2 separate regions of the Homo sapiens genome follow, and region 2 is linked to region 1. Evidence: chromatin contacts called from ENCODE Hi-C or POLR2A ChIA-PET data. All regions are on one chromosome and are shown on one strand. The core of a region is the stretch at or near the end of the contact, and the rest is flanking DNA. Distances in the headings are between cores, read along the strand shown. Region 1 holds the start of CPT2 (carnitine palmitoyltransferase 2). Region 2 has its middle 45 kb from the start of LINC02812.

Region 1 (4,377 bases), core at 809-3,308:
AAGGAAAAGGATGGGAATGAGAAGTGGTTCAGTGTTACTACAGCATAGAGCAAGCTTGTCCAACCCACAGCTCAGGATGGCTTTGAATGAGGCCAACACAAATTAGTAAACTTTATTAAAATATGAGATATTTTTACAATTTTGTTTTGTTTTTGCTTATTAGCTATCATTAGTATTAGTGTATTTTATGTGTGGCCCAAGACAATTCTTCTTCCAGTGTGGCTCAGGGAAGTCAAAAGATTGGACACCCCTGGCATAGAGTATTTTGGGGTGACATGATGGGAGCTGGAGAAGTAGGTAGGGGTCAGAATTCAGAAGGCCTTGGACACCAGCCTAAAGGCTTAGAGTTGCTCCCATTGGCCATGCACTCACCAAAGGTGTTCACGTCCCTCTTTTGGCTGTTAGATTGGATGGGCTCAATCTTTTGGCCCTCTGTCTCTAGAATAGAGCCGCTGCTTTTCTACTGGGCCCACTATTTCTTCCTGGTCCTCTGATCCCCTTAGCACTACACAGATCTCGATATTTGCCTCGGGTATCAAGGCTCTGAAAATGATCAGGATTTAGAGGAGATGGCTCATTTTCAGAAAGAGTTTTATATTCTCCCTCTGGCCTTATACACTACAGGCAAATGGCACCGATGTTTTGGAGTTGGGCCAGTTGGGCCTTTTCTCCCCTCAAGAGAGGAGGATTCGATATTCAGTGTTTCTGAATTTCATGCTTAGTTCTTAAGCCATTTCCCATTTGCCCTAAGAAATAAGAGCTGGCAGCAAGCTGCGCTGTTTTTTTCTAAACGGGAAATGGGTTAAGCATTTGTGATCACCACTGAATGAGTGCCAGAGCTGGTTAGTGATCTTCCTGTTCAATCCGAGGTCACCTAACTAGATAACAAAGAGCTGAAACTAAAAGTCCGGTCTCCTGACTCCCAATCCAGTACTCTTTCTGGTGTGCTCCAGCTTCTGGCTCTGCTTAGCCAATTATGGAACAGACAGAATGTACTTGGCTGCCCCAAACGGCTAAAGGGCAGTTCTGTTCCCAAAATGGAATTCTGTTGTGCCTCAAGCTAGGCAGCATAATTGTGTGTCTTTTGGTAACTCCCTGTCTTCTTCTGTAAAATGGGAGTAGAGCCTACTTAATCCTGCAGCTACTTCTAAGATCAGGGATTGGGGCGTGGTGGGCTGTTCTGCAGCTGTTTTGTGATGGATGAGGGATGATAGATCTATGTTCAAGTAGCGGAATCTTAGAGTCAGGAGTTGGAAGGAATCTTGGAGGTGGTCTGTGGTGACAGGAAGCCTCTTCCAATAGACTGAACACGGAAGACTTCCTAGAGCCGGAGGACAAGGGTTTCTTTCCTCTTAGCAGTGAGCTTCTTGTTTTTGGAAATGCTCAAGCCAAGAATGGATGTTCAGGCAGAGGGGATTCCGCTCGGAAGGGGCTTTCTGCACTGAAGTGGTGGCCAGCGGGAAACTCCAGGTTTCCAACTCCTGCACAAATCCTTTCTAATATCCATCCACTCAGGTGAGCTGGCAGGGCAGTAGCTGTGCAGGGTTCAGGGTCATTATATGTCAATGACCTTCAGCACGGATTACTAACAACAGTAACATCCGTTACCGTTTACTGCTTTCCTATTAAGCACCATGCACTGTGCATAACATGTTATCTTTATCTCATATCTAGAATTTTGGGAGGTACTTTGAATCATTACGATCTATCTACTTCTTAGGTGAGGAAATAGAGGTTTAAAATTTAGTCCACAGTCTCGCAAGGATGGAGCCTGGATCAAATTTTGGGTTATCAGATTCCAATCACGTTTCTTAGCTTTTCTTTTTTTTTTCCAACTCCAGTTTCTGTCTTGCTCCAAAAAAGGGGAAGGAGCGGCTGCGGCGCTCGGTTTCCCGCCTCCTAGGGAAGGGAAGGGAGACGAGCAGCGCGGAGGCTGGGGCCCCCTTCCGGGCGGGGCCTACTAGTGGGCGGGGCCTGTCAGTGAGCGGCCCCTGCCCGGAAGGAGCCAGTCCGGGGCGGAGCCGATGGCCTTACAGGGGCCGGAAGTGGCCTGCGGGCGGAGAAGTGCCTCAGGAGTCCTGACGCAGTGTCTTGGGCGCTAACGGCGGCGGCGGCCTTGTGTTTAGACTCCAGAACTCCCCACTTGCCGCGTTCTCGCCGCCGCAGGCTCCCGGGACGATGGTGCCCCGCCTGCTGCTGCGCGCCTGGCCCCGGGGCCCCGCGGTTGGTCCGGGAGCCCCCAGTCGGCCCCTCAGCGCCGGCTCCGGGCCCGGCCAGTACCTGCAGCGCAGCATCGTGCCCACCATGCACTACCAGGACAGCCTGCCCAGGTGAGCCTGGCCTCCGGGTCCCCGCCGCCCGCCGCCGTCCCAGGATCGGCCCCAACCTGACTGCAGTCACTCATGACTCCTCTAGTGAACCCGTTTCCGCCCCCAAGCCCCTACCATGGAGGCTGCCACAGCCCCTAATCTGGAAGTCTTGGGACTTTTCACAATCTCCTAGCACAGGAACCTCAGAACCCTCAAATTCTCTTCCAGAACCCCTCGATGCTATCTCAGATTCTCCATCTTGAACGCTTCTCAGATTCCCTCTCCTTTAACCTAACTTCCAGCCAGCTATCCTGAGTCCTCTTCTCCCTGAAAAATGCCAGACCTGCATATTTCCAGCGCCGCTGTAATCCCTCGACTATGGTGTCTCCTGAAGTACTTTAATGACTGCCTCACATTCCTACCCGGAATATGGGTAGGCTGATTCCTAATACATCATGGTTACCATTCCTTAACTTCTCCCAGCACCGCCTTCACCCCTGTCACTCAGGACCCTCAGCCCCACCTCCCATTTCTCCAGTACTCTGTTCTTTCACCCCCCATGAGCCCCCACAAGCACAGCCCTGAAGTGTTCACCCTTGTCCTCAACTGACCCTCCCCCATGTTTTTAAATCTTTAATCTCCTAAATCCAGTGTTCACCCGGAAACCTTTCACTCTCTCCAAGCCCTCCTCAACAGGTTCCTCCCCTCAAAATATCCTTCCTCACCCACAGTACCCCTTGTAAGTGCAGCTCACCCTCACAGAATTCTAGACACCACCCTCAGTACCCCATCCACACTCCATCATACTCAGATCCAGGGTCCACCCAAATTTCTCTTCTCCTCCTCACCACTGGCTACCCTGCCTTCGAAACACTTCACCCAGAATCGACTTCCCCTCTGAAAAGAGCCCTAGTAAATCCTCTTCCCCTTCCCTCCCCCAGTACTTTCTTAAATCCAGCTTCCAGTTCTTCCAGCCTTCGAACTCCGCTTTCGTCTGAGTTGCCAGATCTCCTTCTTCAATATTAGAAATTTTCTTCACCCTCTAAACCAAACCTAAACTAACTTCTAACTTACTGAGTGAGTAACTCAGTTCCTGGAGCCAAGTTCAAAATTTGTCTCAAAGACCCTTCTCACCTTATTTCTCACCAAACTGCCCTCAGGGATTCCCCACACTCCAAGAGCTAGAGGCCAGGCTTCTTCCCCATGTGTGGAACATTGTGTCACAGGCCTCACCCGAGCTGCTGGGTTGTTTTTCTCTGCATCTGGGACCACTTAACCCAACGTCATCACTACATACCCTCACCCTCTCAGGAGGATCGAGTGATTCTTGTGAAATTACATTTTGTGCAAACATCTAAGACATGAAAATGAGATTATCTACACGTGGCAGGAGGGAGGAAGAAAAAGGGGCTTTGTGCCTGTGGCATAAGCCTGGTACATGCTTCCACCCTGTCAACCTGTGTGTATGAGCTGAGCCAGTATATGGGTGAAAGGTGAGGACTGACAGAACCTGTCTTCACTTGCCAAGTTCAGAGTCAGATGGTCACTGACTTTCAGGCAGGCCTGGGCCCCACCCAGGTTTAAGATCAGAGGGATTTTCTGCACTTTAGAATTGGAAAGCTGGAAAGAATATTCAAGATTATTTATTCCAACCCCATCCATAGCACAGTCTGTAGGAATCTGGAGGTACCAATTCAAACTCCAGTTCAAATAGTACCACTAGTCACCTACGCATAACCTTAAGCAACCAACCTCCCCCAGACCTCCATTACCTTATTTGTAAATTGGGAGTTAGATGAGAGATGAGATTCCTTCTGTCGCTCAGATTCTAGACTGGTAAAATGTATAATCTTTCACACTCACTCATTGATGTCACACTTGGTGAAAAGCCCTGACTTTGAGGTCTGGTAGAATGTAGTTGCAGATTCTGGATCTGCAAGTCTTTAGCTATAATTTGGGGCAATTCTGTTCACTTCATTGAGCCACAGTTTTATTTTGGTTTTTTTGAGACAGTCTCGCTCTGTTGCCCAGGCTGGAGTGCAGTGGCCCTATCTCGGCTCACTGCAAC
Region 2 (4,323 bases), core at 1,478-3,977, 220 kb after region 1:
TTTTGAGTCTAAATAGTCACATTTAGATTTCAGTAATGGCGTGGAACATGAAGAATTCTCTCACGCTGCGTGTGTGTGTGTGTGGCTGGTGGGGGAGAGCAGGGAGGAGTGTCACTAAAATGAAGGCTAAGCAAAAAAGTCCTTTCCTAGGCTGGCTGGTGGGCTTGGGGCCAGCACATGTAGCTACCCTCAAGGAACTTCCAGCATTAGAGGCAACCTTAGAGAAGTTTTCAGGAAACTGCTTTTATGGGGTTTAGACCCTTGGGAGAGGTGGCCCCCTAAACAACCTTCCAGTCGCTGGTAGAATGCTGCTTTTGTGCAGAAACATGCCCCAGGCAGATGCTCCGCTCTGTAACAGCATCTCTGCCATCTGGCCATGCACACAAAAAAGTGGAGGTAATCAATAATCTAAAAGGAGGTAAGAAAAGGAGAAATAAATTAATGAAAGGACTTAAAAAAAAACCTGAAAATGAGGCTTTGTTCATAACATGAGCAAAAAAGAACGTAAATCCTTCAATAAATGCTGCAACCACCGGCGTCGCAGGCCCCTGACTCTCATTCCTTAATGCAGCAAATATCGATCAGGTGCCCACTGTGTGCCAGATTCCACGCATGGCAATCTTTTTAAATCAGTAAACACCCCTACATGTCCAATTCTGTTGTTGTACATGTTACAATCACTGATTGATGACACTTTAAAAAAAAAAAAAAACTACAAACCTTAGGTCTGTAAAGGTTAGTATGCTTTTTCACTGAGTGACTCAAATCCTGAAGCACGCCCTGATAGGGCAGTTACCGTGGAAGAATGTATCACTTAGAATGAACCATGGCATTTGGCATTCTGTGTGTTTCTGATGTGGGCCACACACTCTCAAGAACCAGGGTGAAATACAAGAGGGACCCTGCCCAGACATAGGGGGTGAGAGGGCCAGGGCTGTGACTGGGAGCAAGTAAGATCCTGGATGGTGGAGATGGGTCAGGGAGTCAGTGGGCCTAGACTCAAGCCAAAACAGGGCACGCAAGCAGGGCAAGAGTTAGCAGCAGAGACACAGATGACCTGGAGATAAGGGCAGCCCCATTTAGGTCAGGTTTACAAGCAGCTTCCAGAGCCTCTGTAGGCAACAGATGGACCTCTGTTCAAACCCCAAGGTGAAGCTTGGCTCACAGCTCTGCCATTTCCCAGCCGTGTGACCTTGGGCTTGTTACTCAGTTTCTCTGTGCCGCAGTTTCTCATCTGTAAAAACAGCCATTTCTTCTCGGCCTGTTGTGAGGACTCAATGAGTTATACCATTTAAAGGATGGCAAAGCAGTCAGTAAATGTTAGGCATGGTGATTCAGAGGAGTGAAGTGGGCATTTTTCATCTCTTAACTTACCCAGCATCCAAATGTCTTTCCCTCTGTGGGGGTCCCTGTGGGAGGCAGGGCTTACCCTGCATGAAGGAGGCAGAAGGTGGGCCTGGGGGAGGCTTAGGACTTTGATCCTGAGGGAGCGAGACAAAGGTGCCGGGACCCTTCTTGGAGATGCCTTGCAGGGCTGGTGGCCGCATGGGGAAGGGTGGCTGACCAGTGTGGGGGATCAGTAGACTGTCCCTGTGCTAACTTGGCATAACCGCCCTGGCTCCTGCCCGCTGCTCTTCCAATAAATCCCGTTTCTGCTGCATCACCAGAGGCTGCCCTGTGGAATGCAACCAAGAGCTCCAAGAAGAGCCATGCTCAACACTGCTGTCCAATACCACTGCCCTCTGGAATGCCCTCAGACCAGCGAGAAGGGTCAGCTCAGAAGACAGGCCTAAATTCCCCCACAGAATGGAGAATGGCCCCAGACCCTGCAGAAAGACCCCAAGGCAGAAATCCCACACAGGGAGCTCCTTGTCCATGGACAGTCCGGCCACTGGGAAGGGCCAGAGCATCTGACAGATCTTAGGAGAGCGAGACCAGGAGAAGCCACACACAACACCTCTGAACTTGGAGATGGCAGGGGGCTGGCAGTCCAGGGGGCAGGGGAGGTGGCCTGGAACCTAAGGCATGGTCTTTTTGGTTTCTAATCCTCGATTACTGTTTTTCTGCCAACTGCTTTCCTTGCAGGGAGCAGGAGATTTTTCTTCAAGTGGGGCCAGGGTGTGTTTATCAGCTTGTTACAAATTACATGGTAAACACTGAACCCCTGGTTAAGGCAGCCACTGAGTCTCTTTGTTAGATTAATAAGATTACAACAATCTGGGCAGACTTTCAAGTGTTTATTTTCAAAACCTCACTTAGAGGGTGGTAGTCACATAGTCCCAGGCCCGCCTGCATTCCGGGTAGTTGGGTAGAGCTCCTTTCTGTTCCAAGTGCTTATTTCTCCACATGCAAGAAGAGAAAAGGTCATTAACCCCCAGCCTCTGACAGTTTATCCTCACATACCCTATTGCCCATTTTCTAGTCAATAACTTAGTGTTTCTTTTAACACCTACACACTTGTCGGCCTTGTCCCACAGAGGTGTTTTCAAAGCCTAAACTTTACAGTGAGTCATTTCCTGAACACTTCAAAAGCATTTTGGTAGATGGACTGCCCTTCTTTGTAGCTAAGTGCATTGCAGCAAAATTTACCAAAAGTCAAATTCTGTAGCATCCTGTTGACTTGTATTATTGTCATATGGATGGTACAGCTCCCTGGCAAAAACAGGCCACTGCACCCCTTGGTGGCATGAGGGGTGGGTGATGGGGTACAGTGAGGCAAAGCCCGGGGTGGCAGCTGGGGATGGCTCTGCTTACTCATCTTCAGAACTGCCCATCACATGTCTCCCCTCTGGATTCTCCAGACTGCACTGTGGTGAGGGTGCTGTGAGCGTTGTGGGAGTAGAAAGATGACTCAGAACCTCTCTGCCTTCAAAGGGATTGCAGCCTGGCTGGAGCTGCAGGGTCCTCCCACCTCCTGAGCACACAGGCACCTGGAACCTTCACCCTCAGGCCCAGTCTACCTTCCTGACCTGCCACCGCCTCCCAGGTGCATCCCGCCCCACGTCCACTCTCCTTCCCCCTAACCCACAGCCCCAGAAGCTTGGATCCTCAGTCTGATGCTGCAGTTTCCTGACTCCCAAAAGCCGTCTCACCCCTCTGGCCCATATTGACTGACCAATACAGTTCCCTCCAGCTGTCATGCCCTTCCCTCCCCATCCTTCCAGATCCAAGTACAGGGCTGTTCTTCTGGAACTCATCCCTAAGCCCTTGGTTCCCCCATATCCCACAGCTCCCAACTTTTTGCAGGGTTCCGCTCCTGGGTTGAGACTTGACTGCCTCCCTGTCTGATTCCCCCATGAGGCTATGAGCTCTTTTGAGGTATTTCAAACTCAAACTCATCTTTCTAACCTCCCTGCTGAGCTTAACATGTAGCAGCTTTTGGGAATTTAGTAAATGTTAAATGAGTGAATGGATGGATTAAAAAAAATATGAATGAATGAATATGCTGATAGAGATACAAATAATAATAAACTTTATCCAAGGGCTTTTTGTTTACAAATATTTCATGCCCATCAGTATACATGATCCTCATACCTTAGAAAGGTAGTTACCATGACCTGAATTTCACACAGAGGCTAAATTATAGTAACCATAACAACTGCAACATCTGAAGACTGATGTGAATATGCTCTGCTCATCCTAGGACAACTGTGCAAGGGAGGCAGTCATCTTCCACTGTTGGGAACTAAGTTTCAAAAACTTGTCTAAAGCCTGAGCCAGGATTGGAACCCACATCTTGGGACTCTAAAGCCTTCGTTTATTCCCTGATAGCTGTTGGCAGACGGGGATGGAACCCATCCCAGCCAGACAAAGGGGGCCCAGGTGGAATCCTGAAGGGCTGAAGTGAAGATCAAGTGAGGGGCAGATGGGCTGGCCAGTGGGATGGACATGGACAGAGGAGGGGAGGGGCCGGGCACCTGAAAGGCTGTGTGAGGTTTAGGCAGTGCGTGGGAAGTGACCCATGCCAGTGGCCAGGAGGGACCACACCATGACAGGCCTCATAGCCTCTGGGGTGAGGCACTTAATTTTGCCCACAGTGGCTCCCCTGCAGGAGGGGAATGCAACACAGGGGTCTTGGGAATGTTCTTCTGTGTCAGAGAGGAAGAAGCTGGAGGCAAGAAGACCAGTTATCGGATGTGGCAATAATTTGGACCAGTCATAGGGTGACCTACCATGGGTAGTGAGTGGAAATAAAAACGGGGACATGTTGGGAATATTTCCCACACTTTCCCCCACCTCTGTTCTTAGCCCAAAGAAATTTCTCCACTGAAAAAGCTCCCCATGGTGTGTGGGTTCAGGCTACCGTGCCCGTGTGCTCACTGC

Evidence for each region. Hi-C counts contacts between places; a loop is a spot of excess contacts on that map. ChIA-PET counts read pairs that join two places held with the same protein, here RNA polymerase II (POLR2A). Pooled maps may share reads with other maps.
Region 2: a loop to region 1 is called in a pooled map, with 7 times the contacts of the local background. The contact joins the enhancer-like site here to the promoter of CPT2 in region 1. A Hi-C loop is called at or near these places in 10 of 50 pooled maps. POLR2A ChIA-PET finds 5 or more read pairs at or near these places in 2 of 52 experiments (CD4-positive, alpha-beta memory T cell and activated CD4-positive, alpha-beta memory T cell).

The regions. Positions count from the first base shown.
Region 1 is chr1:53,194,766-53,199,142 of GRCh38, forward strand. CPT2 (carnitine palmitoyltransferase 2) reads left to right here and starts at 2,059. Exons shown (of 5, transcript NM_000098.3): 1 at 2,059-2,330. The coding sequence starts at 2,179. RefSeq lists a silencer at 2,043-2,402.
Region 2 is chr1:53,410,929-53,415,251 of GRCh38, forward strand. No RefSeq gene overlaps it. Among named protein-coding and RNA genes, the nearest start is that of LINC02812, 45 kb to the left of the region's middle. Within about 2 kb of position 2,728, at least 8 of the 41 ENCODE cell types and tissues checked have a DNase peak (open chromatin) inside an H3K27ac peak, as active enhancers do.